Linked DNA regions of Mus musculus: all the other regions are linked to region 2. The links are chromatin loops, found by intact Hi-C in ENCODE. Cell type or tissue: left cerebral cortex. All regions are shown on one strand.

Region 1 (5,000 bases), 55 kb after region 2:
AGAAAGTGGTGCAGTTTAATTTTCTGTTAGGAAGTATGATTGAAGATGAGAAAGGTCTTCCAACCTGGAGACAGTTTGTGAGAGCCTACATGGTAGTTTAGACTACTAATTAGGGCAGAGCTTAGATTAGAACAGGGTCTGTTTTCTATGTCCTTGAGATCTCCTTTAGGAAATGATGTAAGACATGATACAGTGCAGATACTCATGTGGTGATTGTAGATATGGAAGGTGAGTAAGTGTGTGTGTGTGTGTGTGTGTGTGTGTGTGTGTAAAACAATAATTTAAAACTTGAGGTTGTGAATTTGGGAGGTTGGGAACCACAGGAGTCAGAGCACACAGCGCCGGAGTCAGGAGTGATGTATATTCAGTGCTCAAGTATAAAGTTCTGAAAAAAATTTAAAAAGTGACCATCTTTGGGAAAGTGATTTATTATTTGATCCATATTAGTAAGTTTTTGGTAGCCAGAGAGAAAAATTAAACTTAGCACACAAAAATATTCAAGTTATGATAAGTGTGTGTCTACATGTATTCTATACCCATCAGAACTACAAGCAGATTCATATCTAGCCGGTACTTGTGACTGCTTATGGGCCCGATGACTGTCATGGGCAGTGGGAACAGAAGTATTGGAGGCTTTGAGTCTTATTTCAGGTTTCTTGAAGTCTAGGGAAGATTTTGAGTTGGGAAGTATGCTCTAGGGACCCCTGGTACATAGGGAATCTGCACCTCACCTGAGTCAGGCAGTGTCTGAACTGGAATCGTAAATGGATAACCAACGATTAAGACGGTATGGTAGACTAGTGAATCTTGGTTAAACCTCTTTGGTCAAACAGGGCGAGAGCATTAGTGAGTCCATGGCACTGCACAGAGATTAGCATGGCCTAGGGGACTGTGTCTTCTTCCATAGTTGGAACTTACTGTGATTGTGTCTGCAAAGCCCATGTAAGTGGCCATTTAATTATCTAAGGTGGTAAGATTTCCTCAAATGAATTATTAATTTGTAGGTACAATCTTTCAGGATTTGCATAGCTTGTGGTTTTGAGCCTTCCTTGGCACCGTGCCAACCCTCGTGGGGAGGAGAGAGAGCAGGATTTGGCAACAGGCCATTCCTACAACTCCACTGGATCAAACAAGAGCACAAGCAAACAGATTTAATCTGCTGAGCATGGAAGTCTAAATGCATATTTGCACATCTGCCTTTTGCTTAGAATAATATTATGAGGAAAATGAGTTCTGCTCACGTTTCTCCTCGTCTTCCACTGTTTGTTCCTGGAGTCATTCTCCCTCCGGCTATGGTAGAATTCTGCCTAGGGATAGCTTCTTTCTCCTGGCAGCTTCAGCCCTGCCTAGGCTTGCCTAATCCAAGGTTATCTTGCTTCGTCATCTTGGTTTCAGTTGCTCTCCTCCGAACTTAAGGCTCTGATTTAAAGATGTCTTCGCTTGATTCCGAACAGACGCAGCAGCAGGGCCCTTCAGGTTCAGCTGGCGCACATTCTATTTAAGGCTCACACTTGCAGCCAGTGAAGATGATCAAGGGTTGGGGGCTAGGGACAGCGCAGTGACTCCAGGCCAGGCTTTTCTGAAAGCAGAGCCAGCATTGTAAATGCCCTTGTTTCCTGGGCATTGCACATTGCTCTTAAAGGTAGTTATGATCCTGTCATAATGACTAGAAATCACGTAAGTTAATGCTGTCACTAGTGACCCAGGCCGAGGGAGCATTGTTAGATGAGACATCTAACAATAAAGATAAAGGCATCTTGTGTAACATGGAGAGAAATCAGTTATGCTTTTGTCCCACTCTTTGAGTTAACTACGGTTCACTCTTCCTTTCCTCCCCTATGATATTGACTTAAGCATATTAAGAACCATCGTGAGTAAAAGGTGGCCTTAGTAGGAAAGTGTGGGCCGAAAGCTGCCCACTTCTGAGTCAGCTGTTTATTGTTGCTAGGTTACCATAAAGGATCCTCTAGTTGTTAAGAGTTTGGCTGCCTTTGCCTGTCAGTAATTATACAAGCCTTAAAAAGATGCTATTTCTGTGACAACCCTCCCCAGAGACACTTAGTGAAATCTCTTTCAATGGACTTGAGTGAAAACGGGGCTTGTAGTATCTGAGGATGAAAGGCTTCTCATTTTGTTTTCTTGGTTTTTGTTTTTTCTGGTTTGTTTTTTTGTTTGTTTGTTTGTTTTTTTTTTTTTTCTCTCCTCAAGCAGGCATCATGCTTTGGCTGCCTTGCTGCCTCCTTCTGCGTTACTGTAGGTAGGCACGAATGCCTGTTAGCTTTTTCCCTTTTAGAGTACACCACCCAGACATTGTTTGTGTAACACAATGCAGAGGAAACTTGTTTGTGTGAGACTTTTAGTTATGTATTCCACTACTGTACCTCGGCTCCCCGGGGGGACATTAATACAGCAGCATTTGAAGTAGCATTAGCAGCATTGTGCACAAAGGACCATTGAAGATTGACAGGTGACTGTTGTGGGCATTTCTGCCTAATTGTGAAGTGAAACTTCGGAAGGAAGTCGACTTTTTTTTTTTTTTTCTTTTCCATTTTTTATTAGGTATTTAGCTCATTTACTTTTCCAATGCTATACCAAAAGTCCCCCATAGCCACCCACCCCCACTCCCCTACCCACCCACTCCCCCTTTTTGGCCCTGGCGTTCCCCTGTACTGGGGCACATAAAGTTTGCGTGTCCAATGGGCCTCTCTTTCCAGTGATGGCCGACTAGGCCATCTTTTGATACATATGCAGCTAGAGTCAAGAGCTCCGGGGTACTGGTTAGTTCATAATGTTGTTCCACCTATAGGGTTGCAGATCCCTTTAGCTCCTTGGGTACTTTCTCTAGCTCCTCCATTGGGAGCCCTGTGATCCATCCATTAGCTGACTGTGAGCATCCACTTCTGTGTTTGCTAGGCCCTGGCATAGTCTCACAAGAGACAGCTACATCTGGGTCCTTTCGATAAAATCTTGCTAGTGTATGCAGTGGTGTCAGTGTTTGGATGCTGATTATGGGGTGGATCCCTGGATATGGCAGTCTCTACATGGTCCATCCTTTCATCTCAGCTCCAAACTTTTGTCTCTGTAACTCCTTCCAAGGGTGTTTTGTTCCCACTTCTAAGGAGGGGCATAGTGTCCACACTTCAGTCTTCATTTTTCTTGAGTTTCATGTGTTTAGGAAATTGTATCTTATATCTTGGGTATCCTAGGTTTTGGGCTAATATCCACTTATCAGTGAGTACATATTGTGTGAGTTCCTTTGTGAATGTGTTACCTCACTCAGGATGATGCCCTCCAGGTCCATCCATTTGGCTAGGAATTTCATAAATTCATTCCTTTTAATAGCTGAGTTGAAGGCCGGTTAACTTGTGTTGCTTTAGTTTACTGAGACTTAGAAAGAACTTATTTCTGAAAAGGAGACATTTCAATTGCTTTTAGAACTGTATTTTAAAACATGTCATGCCTATACAGAATAAACATGGTCTGTTGGCACTATAAATGGTCTGTTTATGGTGGGGATACCTAAATTGTATCGTTTGGGGAAGACAACTGTGATAACACATATTGACTATTATAATCTGTTGGGTGCCTAATTCCCTAGAGTAGCAGATTTTAGTTAACATCTTACTTCATTTATTGATGGCAATGATTGAGAACTCTGTGTATGGCATAGCACCTCCCCTCCCTCAAAAGGAAGTTGTTCAGTCTATAGTTAGTGATGTCTCTCATGATTATCACATGTGCTCATTTTATTAAAATGCCTTCCTATGAATTTCAAGCTTTAGAGGTGAGAATTATATACCAAATTTGAATTGTAGGACTAAGCCCTGGAGTTCCCAGAGTTGTGTGTCTAGACAGAATGGTAGGGAGAAGAGAGAAATCATTGTGATTCTAATTCCTTAAGACAATCAGGTCACCACCATTCAAGAGTATTAGGTGTTATCAGAGATTTCCCTTATAAAGAGGGTTATCTATGTAGATGCCTCATGAACTCCTGTATAAAACTTCCAGAGATCCAGAGATCAGAACTGGGTGGAGAATGGCAGAGTGGCCAGGGTGTGGCTGTGCTCCGGGAAGTGCCTGTGGGTCTTGGTATTGTAGAAAAGCAAAAAACAAAGAGCACTCCCCTGTGCGCACAGATCCTGGGAGTGGCTCAGGGGAAGGAGTGTTCCCAGGTGGGGTGTTTAAAGGCACTCCTGCCTGACACCCACTTTGTGAGTTAGGGTTAAGGATGCAGTTTGCAGCAGCAGTTGAATTAGATTCGAAAGAGCTAGGCAAGTGTCATTTTAAAGGACATTTTGCTGGAGCATGCTGACAGTGGGTGTCTCATTTTTATTTATTTATTTTTTTAGGTATTTATTTCATTTACATTTCCAATGCTATCCCAAAAGTTCCCCCCACCCCTCCCCCACCCACTCCCCCACCCACCCACTCCCACTTCTTGGCCCTGGCATTCCCCTGTACTGAGGCATATAAAGTTTGCAGGACCAATGGGCCTCTCTTTCCACTGATGGCCGACTAGGCCATCTTCTGATATTTATGCAGCTAGAGACACGAGCTCCGGGGGGTACTATTAGCCCAGAAACTTAGAACACCCAAGATATAAGATACAATTTTCGAAACACATGAAACTCAAGAAGAACGAAGACCAAAGTGTGGATACTTTGCCCCTTCTTAGAATTGGGAACAAAATACCCATGGAAGGAGTTACAGAGACAAAGTTTGGAGATGGACCAACTAGAGACTGCCATATCCGGGGATCCATCCCATAATCAGCCTCCAAACGCTGACACCATTGCATACACTAGCAAGATTTTGCTGAAAGGACCCTGATATAGCTGTCTCGTGTGAGGCTATGCCGGTGTCTCATTTTTAAAGGCCAGGGTAGTGTCAAATACTGTCATAAGTTATAAGCCAACTTGCAGTGAAAAAAAAAAAAAAAAAGAGTCCCGCAAGGAGGAAAGCCCATTTCCTTTCTCCTCACCTCCTCTTCCTCCTCCTTT
Region 2 (5,000 bases):
GATGTAGTCACCAGAGGCAGAGAATCTAGCAGTAAGGCACTTCCTCCTGTGAGCTTTCCAGGACAACCCTCCCCCATATACACCTACAGAACAAGTTCCCTTCTCTTCTCCTGGACACAACTGCTTTCCCATCAAAGTGGTTCCTTGAAAGAGGGCATACTGTCTTAATCTTTACACAGGAGTGTGGGGCTGACACATCTTGGGCACTTAAAAGACAAATTTAGTGTTGTGGCATCTGTAGTTTTCAAAACTTTGGGGGAACCTCTGTATTGATTAAGAATTTCATACACACATATAATGTGTTTTCACCAAGTCCAGTCCCCATTGCTTCCCTTCCAACCCTTTTCCTAATCCATAATGATGATTCCCTTTTGTGAGGCTCTCTCTAAAGCAAAAAAAAAAAAAAACAAAAAAAAAACAAACAAAAAAAAAAAACAAAAAAAACAAAACAAAAAAAAAACACAACAAAAACAAAACAAAAAAAAAACACTGAAACTAAAAACGAAATTTATATTAAATGATTTGGGACATAATAGGACGCGAATTAGTAACTCTAAAAGATCCACTGCAAACTTAGCAAATTCTATAAAAGCAATGTATTTTTTCCTATTTCCTACTTGGCATATGTCTACATATTAAAAATTCATAGTGTATCCTTTGAAAACCTTTCATATGGAAATATTTTTAATGTCATCGTACGTACAAGACAATGGAACTAAATAGCCCAGTCTTTCCACTGTTTCACTTGGTGTTATATATTATTTATAGAAAAGGCATGAAAACGAGCATCTTTACGTCCTGACACACACATAGAGAGCTCAAATTTCTGGTGTAGGTCTAATAAGTCTGAAAATTTCAATTTGACACAGTTTACATTGAATAGAAAAAAATGTAGAGTGCGTTATGGAACATATTACTACTATGACAGAATTGGTGTCAATTAGAAACAGTTCTGTGTCTTGCAGTGTTGTCGGCTGGTATCTGGAATACGTAACACATGTCATTTTCCAGCTGCACACTTCATAGCCTCTTTCACCTTCACCATCTACATACTTGAAATCTTGGAAGCCATGTGTGTATTCATGTCTCAACAGAACCTCTGGTCTTGTATCTTGGGTGTAAACCTGGATGAGTTGCGCAATGAACAAGGTGGAATTTAAGCAATAACTGAACTATCCTCCGAAGAGGAGCAGCTTAAAACAACATAAATATTTTCCCAAGAAGATCAAAGCCATTGGAGTCTCCATTCACCAGACCTCAGTGTGAGCCAAAGAACTCTAGAACCTACGAACTCCGGACATAGGATAGAGGAAGAGTCCTGTGGTCCCAATCCACTTAGCTTTAAAGAAGAAATTACGTTGACAGTCGTCTAAGAACACGTGACCATCCAGTCACTGCGCACACTGGAAAAGGCAGTACCAGTGAAGTGTCTTCAAACGTGAACTTCGGCAGGGCGGTGGTGGTGCACGCCTTTAATCCTAGCACTTGGGAGGCAGAGGCAGGCGGATTTCTGAGTTCAAGGCCAGCCTGGTCTACATGAGTCCAGGACAGCCAGGACTATACTGAGAAACCCTGTCTCGAAAAAAAACCCCAAAAACAACAAACAAACAAAAAACCCATGAACTTCGTCAGCTTTATGGAAAGAATGCTCCTGCCTCAGCCACTTACCAAATGTCTGGATGAAAACTGAATTTGAAATGAAGCGAAGTTGAGTGCATAAAATTAGTATCTCTGAGATGTTTCCAACTGAAATTTGAAAGTGCTTTCACAGATTTCATAACAAAATCCTAGAATCTAGGATTCAAGAACCTGCTATTGTATGTCAAGACTCTAGGGTACAGGAAATCTAAAAATCTAAGTATTGGAAAAGCAAACATTCAATACCAAGAACTTTCCATGCCGTGAGCCTAATACTTCTGCATATACCTAGGAGACCAGTTGTAAAGAAACATTAATACGTGGACTACTATAACATTTTCCTATCAGCTAATTGAGAGAAATAGTATTATTGAAAATCAGAATTTGCCTCATAATCTTATTGACGCCCAGACACTTTTATCCCCAGACAGACTCCTTGCCTGGACCCTCTGTGCCAACACTGAGGTGTAGGACCACTTTTTGTCACAGGGCAACAGGGGGAGGCAACTGCTAGTCAGCTAACATTGCGTTGGGGAGGCACATTATTCTCCAGGCCCTGTAGCTGCATGGAAGAATTTGCTTGTCCATCTGTATCTGATCCTAATTTTTTTCTTACTCTCATACTCCTAGTTTCAGATCCAGTTGACAGATTAAAATGCCTCAAAGGGGTAGCTGTGGGTCCGCGGGAAGGCTCCTTAACCGGCACTATGATTCCTTGGGGCCGACAGGTAGACGTTCAACCTCCTCACTTCTCCAGCCAGCCACAGACAGCTATCACCCTATTTTCATGTGATTTGCCCACATAACATTTTTAGTTACTAAATGTCCCACTGTTATCTTGAACTTCATACCTCTGGAGTTTGACTTCAGACAAACTATAACAATACACCTGGGGCGAATATGGCTCTGTGTGCTTTCTCTGTTAGCAGCTCCGCTGTATAAAGTCATTTTTATCATAACCAGATATTCGTTTTAAACTAATGTTAAGGGCCTTTGGCGTTCCAGAATACAGGAGTATCTGCGCAACAACCAAATATTTGTTTCAGCATTTTTCTAGTTTGAGTCATACCTGAATCAGATTTGGTTTTGTGATCAGGGACGGTTTTTTTGAAAAAGGATTCTGGGAGTGGCCCACAGGTGAAGGGTGAGCGCTAAAACACACCTGGGTTGGTGGCTCCTCATCTGAGCCAGCTGAAGCAGAAACAAGGTGCTGACAGCAGGACAGATGGGACCTACCCTTGCAGGCTGAAACTGTCTTTAGAAAGGCTGTGCTCAGGTTCCAGGCTGCAGGGCACGCGGGTGCTGCTTCTTGCCAGGTGTTTCCCCAGACTTTAATTGATTACCCTGTTTTAAAACAGCCCTAACTCGGGAAAGGGAAGCAAAGCATTTACAGTTGACTGTTGGCCAAGCCAAGTGGGCTGCGGGCTGGGCTGGTTTGGGCGGGAAGCCGGAGCCTAGCATCCCCAGGCTGCTCCTCCCGGATCTGCACGCTGTGGCCGACAGGGCGGTCGCGGCCACTGGCTCCTCCCGGGGGCGGGCAGCTCCGGGCGCGGGCGGGAGGAGGAGCCGCACGGGGAGCGCTCGTGCCGGCCGGGCTGGAGGAGCCGCGCCGGCGGCCCGGGCCGACTCTCGCTGCGCTCAGCGAGCCAGGGCTGCGGCCACCCTCGCTCCGGCCAGCGGCTCGTCGGGGCCCGCGGACGGCGCGGCCGAGCCGGTGGGGAGATGTCCGGCGGCCGCAGGAGGGGCAGCGCCCCCTGGCACAGCTTCTCTCGGTTCTTCGCTCCGCGGAACCCTTCTCGGGACAAGGAAGAGGAAGAGGAGGAGAAGCCGGGGACCGGCCAGCCGGCGGGAGTGAGCCGGAGTGCAGCCAGGTGGGAGCCGCGGGGGCGCCGTGCGCGCCTTCCTCCGCCGCTCGGGTTTCCTCCGGTCCCGCCCTGGGTGGCTTAGATCTGGGGAAGTTCTTGCTCCCGGCCGGTGGCTTTTCCCGCCGCCATCGGGGGCTCCCGGCTCTGTCCCCTCCACTCCGGGAGGCTCTGAAGCTGCCGAGGGAATCTCGCGCCCCTCCGCGTCGTGCTTTGCCATCTTAAGGTTTTCTCGAAGTGATTCCTAAAAGAGTTGCAATCAGAGCTTTCTGAGACGACATCCAGAATCTGAAGTCTTCGCCAGATTTGTTTACAGTTTAAATGTTGCCGCCCTTCCTCCTTTCTCTCTGTCTCTCTCACTGGGGACATCTGACGGAAGCGCTCCGATTTGGGGAACCAGGGCCGGAGCTGAGAGCTGGCTCAGTTTAATGATTAGTATGTGCACTCTTGCACTCTTTCCATAATCATTTTTCCTCTACTCCTGCTGCTTTAAAGATTGACATTTTAAAAATTCGTCTCATTAAAATGCCCGTTTTTAAATTTCCTTATCAACCCTAAAGGAGAGGTGGTTTCGCTTCTTTCTCCTTTTTTTTTTTTTTTTTTTTTGAGAAGTGAAGCCAACTTCACTTGCACCAGAAGAACCTGTAACCCATGTCCTTGGAAGGTTGCCCTCTAGAGAGCTATATTTACCTCAGACTAAAGACTTGCTGATGGACTTCAAAGAAAAATGGATCGGAAACAACTGACGCTTCTAGTTCCATTACTATTTAGGGTTTGTGATTTGTTGTTAGCCCTTCGTTCTCCTTGCTTTTCCTAATTGTGAATCATTTCCAGTGTAATCACCTGTTAGCATAATACGTCTTTCCAAGAAATGACCAATTATAATTGACTGGTTATTCTACTAGGAAGTTTCAGATACTTTTGGCCTGGTTGTTGATGCTTTTAACATTCGAAGTTTCCCCGTCCTTAATGGTAGTTCTGAAATCTGGGAGGTCTCACCTGTCGTGGCTCTAATGTGGCTCTAACGTTGTCCCTAACAGTCCCCTGTGATCTGAAAGCAGTAGACTCAGCGCCCTTTGGAAACTTGAGAGTGGTGGAATGGAGTAAGCAGGCCAGCTCCTATCAGCATTGTCCTGAAATCCTGCCTGTTCCCCTGGCCTATTTGCCCTTTTAAGGCAGGCACTCCTCCATTCTGAACTCTTTCTGCACCGGGCTGACTAATCCAGCAGCTAGATAGATCCTTTTCACCTACCCCTTTCTGTCTCTCCTCACCACTGATAGGCCCTGGCTATGGCTTTTCACGATGCGGTTTTAATTATGCTTACGCGAGCACTAATTTTGTTCTCATCTGTTTTAGAACTGGCCAGATGTTAAGGGGATTGCAGATAATCCCTCGTGTGTGTGTGTGTGTGTGTGTGTGTGTGTGTGTGTTTAGCTGTTTTATAGGAGCTTAAATCTTTCTTTTTCACAGATAGAAATAAACACAAAGCCCTTATTGAA
Region 3 (5,000 bases), 130 kb after region 2:
CTTACCTTGATAACTGAACACCCTCATTAGCAATCCTGTCTCATAGGGCGGGAAAGATCATTAACACCAGTCTATAAGTGAGGAAACTGAAGAGGAAAATAGCACAACCATTAACTGAGCCAAGATTCCAATCTGGAGAGACCAGCTCCAGAACCCATCCCCTCAAAACAAGTCACCTACTGTGGTGGTATGAATGGAATGGCCTCCATAAACTCATACTGGAGTGGCACTATTAGGAGGCGTGGCCTTGTTGGAGTAAGTATGTTCCTTGAGGGTGGGCTACAAGGTCTCAGATGCTCAACCCAGGCCTAGTGTCACTCTCTCTTCTGCTGCCTGCAGATACAGATACAGAACTTTCCAACTACGTCTCTAGCACCATGTCTGCCTGCACACTGCCATGCTTCTCACCATGACCATCACAGATTAAACCCCTAAACTGTAAGCCAGGCTCAATGAAATGTCTTCCTTTATAAGAGTTCCCGTGGTAATGGTGTCTCTCCACAGCAATAGAAGCTACCTACTCTAAACAGATTAAAGAGACTAAAGCTTTAATACAAATAAACACACAGTGACTGACATACAGGCGGTATAGTACAAACATTAGGTTTGCTGAGAACACCGATGAACAAGGCTTGAGAGTCAGTTCTACCACTGGACTGTAAGGAATCTAGTATTGAGAATAGCAAGTGGGGAAAAATGGGTCAACACGGAAAAAGCTTTGAGACACATCTTCATGAATGAAGACCACCGGGTTTCCCTATTTATAGATCTCAGAGGTCCTTCTTAGCAGAGGAAACATAATTTAATAGCCTCCGAGTAGCTCGAAGAGTTAGCAGAGCTCCCCAAGAGCCTAATTTATTTTGGAGAAAAGCCACAGGATGCCGGGCAGTGGTGGCACACGCCTTTAATCCCAGAGGAAGAGGCAGGTGGATTTGAGTTCGAGGCCAGCCTGGTCTACAGAGATCAGTTCCAGGACAGCCAGGGCTACACAGAGAAACCCTGTCTTGAAAACCCAAAAAAACAAAAAACCAAACCAAAACAAAAAGCCAAAGGCTACAGGGCCTGGCTCTCTATTCTTAATATCTGGCACCACTGGGAAGCCAGGCCTTGGCTCTTGTTCTCTGGTGTCCCAAGAAATCATTTAGGAATGTATAGGTAACTTTATGGCTCCCAATATTGCTAAGAGGATAAAAAAAAAAAAAGGCACTGGCATGTAACTGACAAAGATGTCTATTTTCTTCTTAAGGATTACCCAAAATGGTACAGTTCTGTAGCTTTCTCATTTATCTTGGCTCTCCGGTCTTTGCATCTTCAAACTGTGACCTATTAACAAACCATATGGAGTCCAAACATGTTGGATGAAGTTCAGTGACTGTGCTGGCTTTACTGAGAAGAGGACGCTATCTTCATGGATGATGGCCACCCAGGAGCCATTCCAGGACCTAACCCCTCAATGTCATAAGTTCTGTTATTAATATGTTAACATGTCTCTTTTGATATCTGATGAATCACCCAGTCACAGCCCTGAAGCTACCTACCACTTGGAGAGACGTAGGCAGGAAGGGAAGATAACCGGAAGTATCACTTGGGTGTTACCATGTGCCTTCAAGTACAGCAACAGGACAGCACAGAGATCCTTACCATATGCAAAACTAAGTCAGTCCACTAAAGGTACAAAGGTTAGAAACTTGAGTCTGGCTTTTATAGCTCTGATACTTACAAATCTGGCTATGATTGCTACAGATTCTAAACATCTAAACAGGTACTGGGGAGATAGCCTAGTGGGTAAGAAGAATACCTGCTGGGCAAGCAGAAGGACCTGAGGTTATGTCCTTAGTACCCACATAAAAGCTGATGTGGCAAAATATGTCTGTGATGTTAGTCCTGGGAGACAGGTGTGTGGAACAGTTGGATCCCTAGAGCTCACTGACTACCCTAGCTAAATAAATGGTTAGTTCCAGGTTCAGTGGGAGACCCTAATTACAAAATACAAGATTGAAAGTGAAATGAACGATATGTGTTCTCATCACAATGATCTCCATCATCAAACCAGACATTCAATCTGAAACTGACGTGTGCCCAAACACTGCTTTCATATGTCTGAGAATTCTGCCCTGGGGAAATCCACTACCTTATATCTCTGAGGTTGGTGAAACTGAATTGTTGCCCTCTTCTGATCAAAATCTTTTCTCAGCTGAAGAAAATGTGCTCTGCCGTCCTTATTTAAAACCTTCTTCTTCCCACTGATGCTCCGGCAGACATTCACGTCTCTTCCATAGTACACTCCTTTCTTGCAGAGTCTCTTCAGATCTGAGAGGCTGAACAGAGACTGGTAATATTTGGCCAGTACAGGGTCATCCCTCTGGATGAGAAGGGGCTTTTGTTCCCAGAATTCCTTGAAAAAAGTCTCTACTTTGATGGGTGAGATTAAACTTTCGAAGAAACTACTGGGGCTGTCAAAGTTTAATACAGAAAGCGTTTCAGGCAGCTCCTCCTTCACCCGCTTGCAAGGAACAGACGCTTCTTCGTTCTCATCCCCTGTGGGCTGCACTTTCTTTGGCATTGTTCACGAGTAGGGAGGAAATGCAAACCTAGGAGAAGAATAAGACACTGTCGGGTTTGCAGGAATGCACACGCCCCAAGCATGACTGAGACCATTACGCCTCTTCGAAAACTCCACATCAGTCAGGACTGCATCCTCCAGGATGTGACACCCTTAAGCCAGTGTTATGTATGCCAAGATGATTCAACCTTAAATACTGAGTGCAGTCTGTGCGTTCATCTAAAGGACTACACAACTATCTTATTGCTACAAGCACTAAGTTCTGAAAATCAGTCTTAATTTGGAGACTTGATGATCCCAAACTAAACCATTTCTCTCAGCAATTCTTATTCAAAGGGGAAGCCTATGGCCACTGAAATGGCAAAGGCAAAACTCCTGAATTTGGCTGCAATCAGCACCAGTACCTGAATCCAAAGGGATGTACCCTCTGTGGTACAACCATCTGATGGAGAATCAGGAACAGGTAGCTGTCTGCTGCCCTGTGCTGCTCACCACAGCACAGAAAACCTTCCCAGGCAGAAGCCAATGTGCCCTGGGCCAGTGGCGTCACCTGGTGGCTGGAATGAGATGACAAACAAAGCTTGAGAACTGTCACCATCAGGGAACTCCCCCTCTGCCCATTGAAAAAAAGTAATTAAAGGCTTTAAAAAGGAAAGTTAAAATGGGCTATATGGAAGATCTTCAAAAAGATCTAACTTTTTAACTGGAACAAGGGATCAATCACCAACATCATTAGCCTCTAACACAGCACTTCTCCAATTTAACATGCATAGAAGACACGGGGGCATCAAGTGGACCAGATACCCATAGTAACAACACTGCTGGTCTGAGGCACACATCTGGGTAGCAAGAGGACCAACATTCCCAAACACCCACAAACTATAAACCCTGACACTTATATAGGTTTCCCTCATGTAGGTTCAAGAACTGTAATTCAAAATATACAAATATTCACAACAGAGTTTTTTAATTTCTGGCATATTGGTGCTCAGAAGTCAGATTTTATACATTTGGATTAGGGATGTTCAAACTGTATAACTTCTCTTTTTTCTTTCTTATTCTGAGAAGAGGTTCTGTTCTTCTGATTCCTAACAAACACCCTGTTGCCAAAGAAGGCTGAGAATCACAGTGCTTATAAAATATCACATTTTTGTCAAGGTCAATAACTTAAAATGCTATGACTTTCTTCTGGGTTGAGTTACCAAGATTGCAAGAAAGCTGTCTTTCCTTTTCATCAAATGTGGAGCATTCTGGCCGCACTGTGAACTGAACCCGGATGCAAACTCATCAAATTAACAAGTGGGAACTGAACAAATAATTCGTTGCTTTTTAAGGGCTGTTTTAAATATTAGTTGTTGTAGATCATTCTAGGACTTCCCAGAGCAGAATACTTCTTTTGTTCAGCTTACTTTCTTTATAGAACTCAGGTCCACCAGCCCAGAGGTGGTCCCACACATCAAACACTAAGCAAATGTCTTAGAGTAACTGGATCTTATGGGGGCATTTTCTCAATTGAGGCTCCCCGCTCTCAGGTAACTCTAGCTTGTGTCAACTTGACATAAGACTAGCTAGCCAGAACAGGTACCTTCCAAAGTAAGGCACACATTTCTTACCCTCTTATATTTAAGGTACACATCTCATACCCTCACGATTGCTCAGTTTGATGAGAGGAAAACACAAGTGAAAGGCTTGTTTCCTTAAGAATAACCTGAGAGTGAAATCGTACATTCACCAGAAGGTGTGGCTAAAGTGCCCCAAATACTTAAGCGAGAATAAAACCACTTAAGGATTTTCCCCACCTACAATCACCAACAAGTCAACCCCAAGACTACAGAACTTACCTTGCCTACGATTACACCACCTATTCTTCCCCTAGGTTAACAGAATTTATCTGAGCCTCAGTTAATTGGAAACTAACTCAGATACATTCTGTTTTCCTTACACCACTCATTTTTTTATAGCCTTTGGAGGGTGGAGCAGAGTAGACACACCAGGCCTATCTCCAAATATACCAAACGGCACCACCATTTCACATGCCCAGGACACCCAAGACATTCCTTGTATTTCAAGAAACACAGGAAATTAAACAAGAGACTGCTTTATCCATAATGGTGCAGCACCTGCCTGTAAGCCCCACGGGGCTCCCAGATAGAAACAAGAATATTTCTTTCTATAGACCTGGGGTTGCGGTAAGTTGATTTAAAAGCACTTAAACAATTCTAAAAGAGACTCAGTTTATAAACTGGTAATTGCTGTATCGCTGATAAGTTCAACCCGAAAATAAATGTTGGCACTCTTACTATAGTTGACAAACTTAAGAATCTACATTTTAGGGCGACCTAATTTTCCCATGGTAAAACTTAATGACAAGAAGCCACAGAGTGTCTTAAGAGATAGCTACCTCTACCTTGCACAAACCTAGCCAAGTATGGCACAA
Region 4 (5,000 bases), 180 kb after region 2:
AAAGTTTATAGGTAAAAATCAAGGAAACATTAGTTAAATATTAAACATTTCAATTATGGTCAGTAACTACGCAGTAACATACATTTATAGTCACACACACACACATATATATGTGTGTGTGTGTGAGTGTGTGTGTGTGTGTGTGTGTGTGTGTATTTTTAATACAGGTAGATATAGTGGGGTTAAGTAGAATCATCTATCAATTTCTATAGTGTCTTTACCATACATTGCACAATGTGTCCTCTCATATCTTTGAAGGCACTCCATAGGTATCAGTACACGTGAATTTTTAGCTCTAGCTGACCTCTGCATAAACTTATGTGGAAAAACAAGAAGGCTTGTTTGAAATCCCAAGCCAGGTACAGGATGGGGCTAGGAACCAGGTCCTCTGACTCCTAGGCTTCTTGTGTGACATCCGTGGCCATAAGTGGCTTTGATAATACTGGCTTTTGTCTCATCTCAGCAGCCAGAATCTAGGTGCCGAATTGACTTTCAAGAGACAAAGGCGTCATCATTGGGGAGAATGAAACAAAAAGCCCTTAGTTATAGGAGACACAGTGGGTGGGAAAACATAAATAAAGAAAATGAGCTGCAATTTATAACCCAAGTTAAACAAAAAGCTCCCTAAATTTACATTCTCCTGTTTCCACATAATGAGTCAATTAATCTTCTAATGCTTTATAAAAGTAAAAAAAAAAAAAAAAAGAATTAAAAAATAAAAATAAAAACCACCCTGGTAGCAGCTGGTTTTAATGTTAAACCTAATTAGGAAAACACATTAAGGCAAAAGAAGTGCTGAAGTTACATTTAGCTTGAGAGGAGAGAAGTATGCTCGTGAGCTTGTGCTGTGGACAAGTAGCATGGAAACGACATAAATTCAAGCTCGTCTTTTGCCTCCCCTAGCACTGTTTCCCAAAGGAAGGCAGCCATTTGAGAATGGAGAAAGGGGTCACCTTAGAGGGCACGGTTCTGATCAAACAAAGCAAACTGAGCACTGCTTTCACGGAGCTGGTAGACTGGCATATCTGATTGGATTTATGGATTTTTGCTTCTGGAATGACTGAACAAGCCATCTGTACACGATTTAGCCCTGCCTATTATCACAAAACACAAAGGAACAAAACACAAACAAACAAAACAAACAACTCCCCAAACAAACAACCCCCTCAAAAACAAACAAACAAACAAACAAACAAACAGAAACCCACCACTACGGACAACATCACCACCACCAAAAACAAAGCCTTAACATGTATTCCTGACAGATCAGGCAAAGAGGAAACTTCAGGTCAATTTTATGCTTCTCTGGAGGTGGGGTTGATGCATGCGGTGGAGGATGAAGGCAAAAGTAATTTTCCTCGGAAGGAGGATGCTGGTTTAGCATTTTGCAGCGTTGGTAGCCAGCGTGTTACAATGTTACAATGTGTCTCCTCAGAAGCCTGCATTGGTCCTGAGCTTCCGAATAAACTCCTTGGTACATCTGCTAATCCTTGGAACGTGTTGAGTCATAAGGTGTCTGTGACTTGTCTTAATGTCCACTAACACATGTAGCCATTTCTCTCTCTATCTTGGTAATGTCCCTAAAACAGATCCTGTTAAAAAAAAAAAAAAAAAAAAAAAAAACCAAAACCAAAATCTCTCTTCTTCTACAACAGAGAACAATTTATTTGAGGAACCTAGCTCCCAGGAATTAAGGTTTGAAGTTTTAACTAGAGTTGAAGAAGGTGGAGGGGCTATGCATAGGAAAGGGAAACTTTAACAGCATACCTTTCGAAACCTAAAGATGTCACATGAAAATGTCTACAGCTAACACGCTTTTAGTAAATTTATCAACAGGATACAGAATACTCTCCTGTGTACAGATGACAATCAGAAAAACAGAAGGAAATCAGTAAAACAGTACCTTTCACGATAAACAAACAAGCAAACAAAATCTTGAATTCCTACTGAGAAGAATCCATTACCAGGCACTTCCAGTTGTAACTGGAGGCCGGTTTCTAACAATTCATGTGAGATTGGCGCCCCCTAGTGTCGCCAAAGGATCCCACTCTAAGCAACTTGATTTTTAGAAATCACAGCGTACCGTAGTTGTACACTATATTATACAAATGTTGGAAGACCTTTTCTGGGATGAGCATCAACTTATTGAAAGCAAATGTTATTTAAGGGTTTTGGAATCCTTTGAGAGAATTTTCAGAGGAATAGTGAGATAGAAAAAGAAAAGGGCAGAGTTTCAAATGGACAGTGTGGAATGAATACTTTTTCCTTTTTAAAACAATACATTTTACTTATCCTTTGGTAATTTTACACACATATGCAAGGCAAAAACACACACTCAATCTCTCACACATCATGCATGCACATGTGCACGCGCACACACAGACACACCACAGTGTATCTTGACCATATCCATGTGACTGACACCCCATTTCCTCATGGGATCCCAACAGGAGTCCTGCCCTCTCCTCATGTCCTCTTTCCTTACTTTTCTTTTTAAAAATACATCAAGTCCAATTAGCCGGGCTAGCGTGAGCATGGGCAGCCTTTCAATACCCACACCCTCAAGGAAAAAACGATGTTGTCTCCTGAGGGAGGCAACAATTGTCAATAGCTCCTCAGCTAGACATGAAGCCTTAAGCCCCCTCTCCTATCTATGCTGGCTCGATCTATTGACTGGCTTGATCAGATCCCTTGTGGGGCTCCTGCCAGTGTGTTCTCTGACTAGACACGCAGCCTGCTCACAGGAGAAAATTCTTTACCAGCACCGTAAACATGATAAAAGTCGCTGGAAGGTCATTTGACTGTAGGAGAGGGTTTTACTTCCTTTGTCTTGCTCTGTAGACACATTGTCTAACTGCATTCTACACATGTACATTTATAACTATAGACTAGTGCTGCTCTCAGCCTGGGGCACAGACGATCCTTTTGGCCGTGGTTGTCAGACAGTCAGAGACTCACAGTGTTGAGAATATGTGACTGTTGAGGGCTCAGCTCTAAATTAAAATATCATTAAACCTGGGTAATTTCAAGGCTCCTATGATTGTAAATTGGAATTCAACAATTGTGATGAATACCCAGGAAAACAAAAAGTAACAGACTCGACTCCCAGGATCATAGGATCAGAAGTGAGGAGGACATATCTGCCCCAACACCAGAAGTATCTGGGACCAGTGGGAACCAGGCACCCAGGAGCTCACCTGACCAGTGGCACAGGTTCTTTTCTGTCTGGGCCAGTGCCCCAGCACACCTTGGGCACAGACTCTGCAACCAGCCCCACAACACCCAGAGGAAGATCCAATCCCAGGTGCTCTAACACACTCAAAGCCACAGGATCTAAGGATCCCAGGATCCCAAGAGCTCTGACAAACCCAGGATCTCAGGAATATAGGATCCCAGAATCACAGGATCCCAGAGACAGCTGAACTCTGAGGAGCTCTGACACAACCAGGATCACAGGAAGGACAGGCTCCAGTCAGATATAGCCAGGGCAGTTAGCATTAGCGATAATGAGATGATAGGAGGCAAGCATAAGAACATAAGCAACAGAGATCAAGGTTACGTGGCATCATCAGAACCCAATTCTCCCACCATAGCAAGTCCTGGATACACCATTCTACCAAAAAAGCAAGATACAAATCTGAAATCATTTCTCATGATGTTGATAGAGGACTTTAAGGACATAAATAACTCCTTTAAAGAAATATGGGAGAAAACAGGTAAACAGCTAGAAGCCCTTAAAGAGGAAACACAAAAATCCCTTAAAGAATTACAGGAAAACACAACCAAACAGGTGAAGGAATTGAACAAAATCATTGAGGATCTAAAAATGGAAATAGAAATAATAAAGAAATCACAAAGGGAGACAACCCTGGATGCAAGCATCACCAAGAGAATACAGGAAATAGAAGAGAGAATCTCAGGTGCAGAAGATATCATAGAAACATTGACACAACAGTCAAAGAAAATGCAAAAAGCAAAATGCTCCTAACCCAAAACATCCAGGAAAACCAGGTCACAATGAGAAGACCAAATCTAAGGATAATAGGAGTAGATGAGAATGAAGATTTTCAACTTAAAGGGCCAGTAAATATCTTTAACAAAATTATAGAAGAAAAACTTCCATAACCTAAAGAAAGAGTTGCCCATGAACATACAAGAAGCCTACAGAACTCCAAATAGACTGGACCAGAAAAGAAATTCTTCCCATCACATAATAATCAAAACCCCAAATGCACTAAACAAAGATAGAATATTAAAAGCAGTAAGGGAAAAGGTCAAGTAACATATAAAGGCAGGCCTATTAGAATTACACCAGACTTCTCACCAGAGACTATGAAAGCCAGAAGATCCTGGGCAAATGTCATACAGACCCTAAGAGAACACAAGTGCCTGCCCAGGCTACTATACCCAGAAAAACTCTCAATTACCACAGATGGAAAAACCAAGATATTACATGGCAAAACCAAATTTATACAATATCTTTCCACAAATCCAGCCCTACAAAGGATAATAGATGGAAAATTCCAACACAAGGAGGGAAACTACACCTTAGAAAAAAGCAAGAAAGTAATCTTTCAACAAACCCAAAAGAAGATAGCCACACAAACATAATTCCACCTCTAACAACAAAAGAAACAGGAAGTAAAAATCACTTTTCCTTAATATCTCTTAACATCAGTGGACTCAATTCTGAAATAAGAAGACATAGACTAACAGACTGGATATGTAAACAGGATCCAGCATTTTGCTGCATACAGGAAATGCACCTCAGTGGCAAAGACAGACACTACCTTAGACTAAAGGCCTGGAAAACAATTTTCTAAGCAAATGGTCCCAAGAAACAAGCTGAAGTAGCCATTCTAATATCGAATTAAATCAACTTTCAACCAAAAGTTATCAAAAAAGATAAGGAAGGACATTTCATACTGGTTAAAGGAAAACTCTACCAAGATGAACTCTCAATTCTGAACATCTATGCTGCAAATGCAAGGGCAGCCACA

Evidence for each region. A loop is a pair of places that touch in the nucleus more often than their neighbours do. Peaks named below come from ENCODE experiments on the same cell type or tissue, not always from the same donor. Only the 100,000 strongest peaks of a DNase experiment are listed, where the experiment ranks them.
Region 1: it touches region 2 in a loop (2.4-fold over the local background); 15 of 42 quality-filtered maps call a loop at or near these places.
Region 3: a loop joins it to region 2, with 2.2 times the contacts of the local background. A loop is called at or near these places in 40 of 42 quality-filtered maps.
Region 4: a loop joins it to region 2, with 4 times the contacts of the local background. A loop is called at or near these places in 34 of 42 quality-filtered maps.

What each region holds. Positions count from the first base shown.
Region 1 is chr16:59,544,616-59,549,615 of GRCm38, reverse strand. All of the region lies in intron 7 of Crybg3 (beta-gamma crystallin domain containing 3), which reads left to right. Among named protein-coding and RNA genes, the nearest start is that of Crybg3, 54 kb to the left of the region's middle. In left cerebral cortex, no CTCF peak of the experiment used is centred here; DNase peaks (open chromatin) are centred at 1,110, 1,344 and 1,954; H3K27ac peaks cover 1,156 bases.
Region 2 is chr16:59,599,254-59,604,253 of GRCm38, reverse strand. Crybg3 (beta-gamma crystallin domain containing 3) reads left to right here and starts at 3,207. Exons shown (of 22, transcript NM_174848.4): 1 at 3,207-3,509. The coding sequence starts at 3,361. In left cerebral cortex, CTCF peaks have their summits at 3,116 and 3,405; DNase peaks (open chromatin) are centred at 3,154 and 3,750; H3K4me3 peaks cover 1,982 bases; H3K27ac peaks cover 616 bases.
Region 3 is chr16:59,473,101-59,478,100 of GRCm38, reverse strand. It overlaps Riox2 (ribosomal oxygenase 2), which reads right to left. Exons shown (of 10, transcript NM_025910.3): 2 at 2,132-2,591. The coding sequence starts at 2,563. Among named protein-coding and RNA genes, the nearest start is that of Riox2, 3.8 kb to the right of the region's middle. In left cerebral cortex, a CTCF peak has its summit at 3,119 (motif pointing left); a DNase peak (open chromatin) is centred at 3,105.
Region 4 is chr16:59,418,073-59,423,072 of GRCm38, reverse strand. All of the region lies in intron 2 of Gabrr3 (gamma-aminobutyric acid (GABA) receptor, rho 3), which reads right to left. Among named protein-coding and RNA genes, the nearest start is that of Gabrr3, 13 kb to the right of the region's middle. In left cerebral cortex, a CTCF peak has its summit at 2,020 (motif pointing left); a DNase peak (open chromatin) is centred at 2,016; H3K4me3 peaks cover 296 bases.